2 separate regions of the Homo sapiens genome follow, and region 1 is linked to region 2. Evidence: chromatin loops called from intact Hi-C (ENCODE). Cell type or tissue: GM12878. All regions are shown on one strand. Region 1 overlaps ARAP2 (ArfGAP with RhoGAP domain, ankyrin repeat and PH domain 2). Region 2 overlaps LOC105374397 (a long non-coding RNA gene).

Region 1 (4,000 bases), 110 kb before region 2:
AAGAATTATAGAGCCATGTGCATGTCTGTATATACATGTGTACAAGTATATAACATGAATATATCCAACATTATTAATATGTATTGATTGTATTGTAAATCCTAAGAGTCTTCATTGTAAATCCAAAGAGTCTTCATTTACTAAACTCATGAAATGTTTGTTTTATGAAACACTGAGAAACTAAACAATTCTAAACCCAATCATTAATGCTCAAAGAAAATGTAAGGAAATGTGTAAATCCATTTAATTACAAATTATTTTTTTACCTTACAGAGTAGTAAACATGACAAGATGTTTTCTCTCAGTTCCATGAAGTTTTATCGTGGAGTGAAAAAGAAAATGAAGCCTCCAACAAGGTAAAGTTTGAAAGGGAAGTGCTGAAAGGAAAAACTTATGGGAAAAATATGTCTATTTAAGGATTTAGGGATCAGTGGCATTAGTCTAACTTTTTATAAAGTAAGTTTTAGGCTATTTTTTTTAAGTTGCTTCCCCTGTCACAGGGTTCTTATGGCAGATCAAGGAACTTGTATGAGTAGATAAGGAGGGACGATGTTCCCACTGAGACTGAGACCAAGCTCCTTGGTGATTGCAATCTCTCTGTGTAAAGTAAGAAATCCCGGGAGGCTCTGTCTACTGGGAAGTACATGGCTTCCTCTGCATCTCATTCCCTGAGCTGTCACATCACAACCTGAGGGCATCTCAGGCAAGTCTACAACACAGGAAAGCAAATGCTGCCCTCCAGCTTCCTGATGCTTGGCTTCTACAATGTTTTGGTTCTGGCTCTGTAATTTTCCCTTTTTACTATGCTGACTTTGGTACTGAAAACCCATCATAGCATGTAAGCGCTAGAGGAGGTGGGTGCCTCCTACAGATTGCGTGCCTCTTTAACACTTCATGTACCCCAGCATTTGATTTACACCACAATTTCTTATCACAGGTTACTTTGATTAGCTAATAAATGTTTGCACTAATACTTAGTATCATGAACATCATTTATATGTGCTTGCTTCTGAGATTTTGCTGCTGAAAATTTCTTCACTTTTGCCTTCATACTCAGTTTCTAAGCCTAGAGCATATACCTGTGTTTTAATAGGCATGTTCTTTAATTTCCCCCAGTAACCGTACATCTCTCTATATTATCTTATTTCAGTCATTTTCGTAGACATTTGGCCTTATTCAGTTAAGAGTATCTTCTCAGAGACATCTCCTCTCTGCCCCATATCATCACAAGCCTCCTTCCTTCTATATAAATGTGTAGCCAGATCCCTTAGCATTTAGCATTCACCTCTAGCTAAGTCCAACACATTGAATCACCACTTGTGGAAGTCTATGCATTCCCACCATTAAATCTCATCTCCTTAACATCTAATCCTGTTTTCTGTCTTGTAAAATGTATTATTTTTAATTTATGTGTGTTTTTTTTTCTATGTGATGCAGCTGGGGATTGACCGCATATTCTGAGAAACATCACTGGTAAGTTAACAGCTGACAACTTTTGGACATAATATATTGGTGACAATTTCAGGAAAAGAATAATTTCAGTAATTGCAGATAGAACTACAGACGGAAAGTGTTTTGCCTAAGTGAAATTAGGGTTGTTTGTAAAGACTTTGAGCCTAAGAAGAGGAAAACAGATTTGTATCAGGGTTCAAGTCCCATGTATCCTATTTGGCAATGCCTCTGAAGTGAAACTACGCCTGATTTCTTCCATAGTTATTATGAGTGTGGAATTCAGCTTTTATGAGATAAGTAGGTGATAGTTTTAAAACAGAATAAGAACTAGCTAAAATCAGATTTAAGAAAAACATATATCCCGCTCTCAACCCTATTTCTATATATGTACTTTTTGCCATATACTGTTACCAGTATCCATCAGTATTTCTAGAGATTGTACTAGATGTTTCCTTCTCTTCACCTCCCTGTGTCTAATCGGTCACTGAGCCACACGAGATCTGCCTCTTCCTTGTGCCCCTCCTCCACCTACACCTCTCTACCCTGAGGGCCTGGCCTTCATTGATCTGCCTGGATTATTCCAGGAGTCCTAAGTGCTCTTCAGGCCTCTTCTTTGCTTTTGTTTTGTCGTACATTCTCCACCTCTCCACTGAGGAGTATTTTCTATGCTGTACCATGTTTCTCTCCTGCTTTAAAACTTCTGTGAATTCTTTCACCTATAGGATCAAGCACAGAATTGTTGCGTGGCATGCAAGGCTATATATGACTCCACCAACTTCATCTCCCACAGTTTTTCTTTTTCACTTAATGACAAAACAATCATCTATCTTTATTCACCACGCATTCCTTGCTGTTTCAGATCTGCATGTGTGATGTACATGGTCCCTCTACTAAACCTTTGTTCATACTTTTCACTTCTCCTTCCTGTCATACTTTCATTCTCCCCCTGATGACTCAACCAACTCAACTGTCAATGTTCTTTGAAATCATAGCTCAAATGCCCCAAAGCCTTATCTAATAGCTCTCACCTCTGATCATTATTTCTTCTTTGCACCTACAGTATTTTATAAACAAGGGTACGGAATTAAAATGATTTGTGGCAGGAATGGTTTGTGGCCTGGACATGGTAATAGGGAAAGACAATGTTTTCATGAGGTGCTGATGAAGAAAACACAGATTTTTTAGAAATTTCATTTTCAACATTTTTCAGGTAAATTATTTTGATAATACAGGAATGTAAAGAATACAATTACTTTGAAAAGCCCATTAGATCTTTCCAATATCAATTATAAAATTTTCCTCTTATAAAGAACAACCCTCTCCTCATCCCCAAGTCTGTGGTTTCTATGTTTGCACTCAGTTTTATTTTTGCTTTTTCTCACTGTGTTGTAATTTATTTGTCTATATGCTTAGCTCCCCTAATAGACTACAGGAGCCTTCAGGACAAGGTCTCTGTTTTAGTTAGTCTTTCAATAAAAGGTTACTTAATCACTGTTATTGGATATGCAGTGGTTTTTCATGTAGTTTCATTTTTTATGAATCTGTGGGTATTAGTGTTTACAATTACAATGATGGAGACTATGTCTCAGCCTTTTAAAAAGAAAGATCTGCTCTTATGAGGATGTGCACATATTTTTCTTCTCAGGCTCAGAATTTTAGTGGAATACAGTGTTTTACCATCAGGTACTTGAAAAGGCAAAATGAAATAAATCTTTCTGCCTTTCCGAAAAATATTGGTCATCATTTTGCAGCACTTACCAAAGGCTTCAGTTGTATTTTGTTTAAACCAATATATTTACACTATAACTTCGTATTGTACATTTAGCAGAAGACCAAAACAACTTGTACTGAAATGTTCCACTTTTGTGATTGCATTACGTCATTAATCAGGAGAGACCCAGAGATTTTTGATCACCAAATCACTCAGCAGATACACTAGAGAACAGTCAATTGTCTTTTTGAATGACATAGTTTATAAACCTCGTTTTGCAGGCACCTGTGTTGTGATAGTTCACGAACTCAGACGGAGTGGATGACCAGTATCTTTATTGCCCAGGTACGAGATTTGTTTGAACTATCCAGTAGAGTATAATAACTTTGTTTACAGGAAATGTTAGTGTGATGGTGATTTCTAAAGAATTTTTAATAAGCATTTTAAATGTATGTACAATTGGCATAAACTTTGATTCTCTCATTCTTAGTTTTTAAAATAGTATATTAAAGTTCAAATTTATTCATTACCTTTTGAAAGAGAGTTTATTCCATTAAAGCGTCTTTTCTGCCAGCCCCACAGCCTCCTTGGCTTAGGTGAGGTGTGTTGCTTTAAAATGGTCGTGTAAGAAAGAGGGACTTTTCTAAGCTGTCATCCTACCACAATCCCACATAGACCTTCATTTAGAAAAGTGTTCTATTTCCCTTCTTGTTCTCCCACTCTCTCCACCCCTGCCTTTCCAGAAACAAGGACAGGAACCTACTTTTCTTTAATAACTATTGTGTGCTAGATACTTCATAAGAATAACTCATGTATTCCTTGCAGCAAACCATACAA
Region 2 (4,000 bases):
TTGGTTTAAATTCTTTGATGGAATAAAATGATTAATAATATATTCTCTAATTACTGAAAAGGGAACTCCTACCACATGGCCAATTGTGTTTGGTGTCCCTGAAACCCTAATTGGGAGATTGACTGGAAGATTCCTAGTTGAGGTATGGCTTGAAAATAGCTAATAAATATTTGTAACCCACGTTGAACATACACATTAAGGAACATGTTGCATAATACACATCTGAAGGAAAACATATTGTACTTTTTATGTAGAGATATGCTTTATGAAGTCTACTATGTTTTCAGTTTGCATGGTCTGATTTATCCTCATCTTTCTAGAAAAAGAAATTTCCTCTTAAGACACTTAGTAATTTTTACCTGATGTTATATTTATATTGTATATGAACATATATAATTCTCTACCAGACAAAATATGCCCTTGTATATATTACAGTAAATTAGCACAGTATTCTGAAAATGTTAGATACAATTAATGCATGTTGAAATAATGAATAAGAAAAAGATTTGATGAATGGGTTACCTGATTCAGAGCAGGCAGACCAGGAACATAGTTTTACTTTGCCACTCTGTTTTTGTTTTTGTTTTTGTTTGTTTTGACTGATGGCAAGTCCCCACATTTTTCTGCACTAGAGTTCCATTATTTCCAAAATAAAGGTCTGGGACTAGATACCCCAAAGGCCCCTTTTAGTGATGACTTCCTATGAATTTATGAGAGGGGAAAAGCAGAGTAATGAAAGTGCAGGGAAGAAAAGAAGAAAAGAGGTTATGATTACAAGCATTTTGATAAACAAATGTTTCCTCTCATTAGATTTCACTAGAATAAACTTCATTTTCACTGAGATAGTAAACATCGTGAGACAGAAAATTATTTTGACAGATTTAATGCAGTTTTTACTTATTTTAAGATTATTTCTGATTATAAAGATTACTTTCTGATATATGTGTGTATTCAATATCTTAAATATGGAGACAAAAAGGACAAAGAAGGAAATAGATTATTCATAATTTCACCACCAGACAGAATATCTGTTAATATTTTAGAGAATTCTATCATCTTAGTATATCTCTATATCCTTTTAAAAGTCAACATCCATGGTCTATCCATTTATGTATATATTTATTTACCCATCTATTTTCCTATCAATAAAGATAAATATGTTATTTATAGACGTGCACAATACAATATCTCATCTATTCATTTAAATCTATCCCAATTTTCTAATCTCAGTTAAATGACTCTGAAGACATTATTTTAATAGCCATTGTGATGACTAAAATTATCTGTTTGGCCACTTTGAATTTCTCCTCTTTCCTTCTTTTGGTAATAGATATTTTCTTTCTTTATGATGAATTTGTTCCGAGTAGTTCAGACCCAATGCCATAAGTCTGGGCACATGACTAAGCCATGGCCAGTCAGAACAGTACATTCCTGGCTGCAGTAGTTTAAGAGAAAGCAAATAAAACCAAAACAACTAGTATGGATGAATGCTTCTGTGGTGTTTTGGTGAAACCACTGAAAGATAGGTACCACTATTCCCTTGGAATGAGTAGTTATAAGATTGATGTAATCCTATTTGCCAAAGAAAAAAATCCACACAGAAAATAACAGTGCTGAGGGAATAAGACCAGTAAGACTTTGGAAGGTATCTTCTGATTCTCTGGTTCAGTCAATGCCTGAAACTAGTATAATTATGAACTTCCTATTATGAGTTGATGGAGTCCCCCACCACCTCCTTTGTTCAATGAGTTAGGTTTTCATGCCTTACAAAAGAAACTGTCCTGACTAGTACATTTAGATAAGTGGCATATGAAATCTAACATATTTTTCCTGTTTATAGTATTGGATGTATCCATCTTTCTTCTATAATAATATAACTGCATTTTTATAATTTAGTCTTTGCCTATATATCTGAAGAATGAAGTAGGACAGTACAGGGATAGTCTCCTGAAAACAAAATTTACAGAATAAAGTGTGTGTGTGTGTGTGTGTGTGTGTATGTGTTTATTCTATGTCTGTTAACAAAATGCTACTCAGGGACAGGCGCAGTGGCTCACACCTGTAATCCCAGCACTTTGGGAGGCCAAGGCACTGCAACAGCTTTAGACTCTATAGTCCCAACTTTTTAAAAAGACATCAAATCTAGTTTTTGTTTTTCCTAAAGTAAACCTCGAGTATCTGTGGCCTGGTGTGGTGGCTCATGCCTGTAATCCCAGCACTTTGGGAGGCCAAGGTGGGCAGATCACCTGAGGTCAGCAGTTTGAGACCAGCCTGGCCAACATGGTGAAACCCCATCTCTACTAAAAATACAAAAATTAGCCCAGCCTAGTAGCGCATGCCTGTAATCTCAGCCACTCGGGTGGCTGAGGCAGGAGAATAACTTGAACCCAGGGGGATGGAGGTTGCGGTGAGCCAAGATGGCACCCCTGCACTCCAGACTGAGAGACAGAGTGAGACTCCGTCTCAAAACAAACAAACAAACAAAAGGACCAAAAAAACAAAAACAAAATGCCATTCAGATAATTGGACAGCTTGATTGTTATCAACACTAATCTTTGAGGTATATGCTTCAGGGCTAATGGCTTGCAGCATGAAGCACCTCAAGTTTCATTATCTATTATACATTAAATTAATTGGATGGTGCTGAATCTTCCTTTGTCTGGCAATCCTGTGGTTTTCAGGCTCACTCCGTCATCATACAAAGCCATATAGCTGACAATTAAGTATCCCTCCCTTCTCTAGCTTGTTTGGTGGGGACACGGAAGCATCGAAGTCAGGAGGGACACACAAATGGCTACTTCTCTCTTTCTCCACCTTGATATTTAACCTTTTTTCTCTCTCACTTTACAAAAATAATTTTCTCTCATCTAAATATCACTCTCTCCCTCCCTCAAGGTGAACTGGGAACAGGAAGAAGAAATTCAAGAAGGGAAGGAAAGTTTTTATAATACTGCTATTTTTGTGAATAGACCTTGAATTATCTAGGGCCGGGAGTTTAAACACTCTTGAGAACTGTTGTGTTCTTTGAACTCCTCACCAACAGGAATCCCTCCACTCTTGCTCATCTCTCCTTTAGTTACATTGACAATGGCAAATACTCTCTGCTACCACTGGTTGCTTGTTCCTGTCACAGCCTCTATTACTCTGTTGAGATAGTCTCTTCTGCTAAAAAGAATGTTACTGTAACATATTAGATAGTACATGATTGGTAAATAGTGGAATGATATCAATATAACAGAAGAAGTTTCAGAAAGTCATATGTGAGTTTGTTTTTCGGCATATTTATATTTTCGGCCACCAGTATCAGCAGTTGAACACAAAGTACACTAACAGAGTTAATCACAGCAAACTACTGAAGTATGCAGTTGCAGATATGATACCCAATCAATGCACGTTCTCCTTCTTGGCCTAGCTTGGCCATATTCTCTGTCTGGGAAATGCTTATTGCATTATTATCTCTATTCTGTGTTCATTTTGCCCTTCTCTCCATAATTTCTCAGTCTCAAGCCTTCCTATGTGCCCTACCATTGTATTCCCTTTGTCTTAAAGGTAAAACCCTTCATTTACTATTGTATTTATTTATTCAGAATTTAACATGTGCTTTTACATGTTAGAATTATCCAGTTCCTTTGCAATTACGTGTGTGTGTGTGTGTGTGTGTGTGTGTGTGTGTGTGTGTATTTCTATTCTTTTTTTAGTAATAAGATTACAAAGGTTGCCTGGGTTTTGTCATCTCTCTCTAACCTTTTTATCTCATAAACTCAGGTTATTATTATTATTTTAATTTTTCTTTTGAGATGGAGTCTCGCTATGTTGCCAGGCTGGAGTGCAGTGGCTCAATCTCGGCTCACTGCAACTTCTGCCTCCTGTGTTCAGTTGATTCTCCTGCCTCAGCCTTGTGAGTAGCTGGGATAACAGGCACGATCCACCATGCCCAGCTAATTTTTGTATTTTTAGTAGAGACGGGGTTTCATCATGTTGGCCAGGATGGTCTCAATCT

The links. Peaks named below come from ENCODE experiments on the same cell type or tissue, not always from the same donor. Only the 100,000 strongest peaks of a DNase experiment are listed, where the experiment ranks them.
Region 1: it touches region 2 in a loop (7-fold over the local background); 1 of 110 quality-filtered maps calls a loop at or near these places.

What each region holds. Positions count from the first base shown.
Region 1 is chr4:36,079,724-36,083,723 of GRCh38, reverse strand. ARAP2 (ArfGAP with RhoGAP domain, ankyrin repeat and PH domain 2) reads left to right here. Exons shown (of 33, transcript NM_015230.4): 29 at 274-356; 30 at 1,438-1,473; 31 at 3,445-3,508. Among named protein-coding and RNA genes, the nearest start is that of ARAP2, 160 kb to the left of the region's middle. RefSeq lists an enhancer at 2,054-2,103. In GM12878, no CTCF peak of the experiment used is centred here; a DNase peak (open chromatin) is centred at 2,343; H3K27ac peaks cover 888 bases.
Region 2 is chr4:35,968,205-35,972,204 of GRCh38, reverse strand. It overlaps LOC105374397 (a long non-coding RNA gene), which reads left to right. Exons shown (of 3, transcript XR_925191.3): 1 at 1-142. Among named protein-coding and RNA genes, the nearest start is that of ARAP2, 270 kb to the left of the region's middle. In GM12878, no CTCF peak of the experiment used is centred here; no DNase peak of the experiment used is centred here.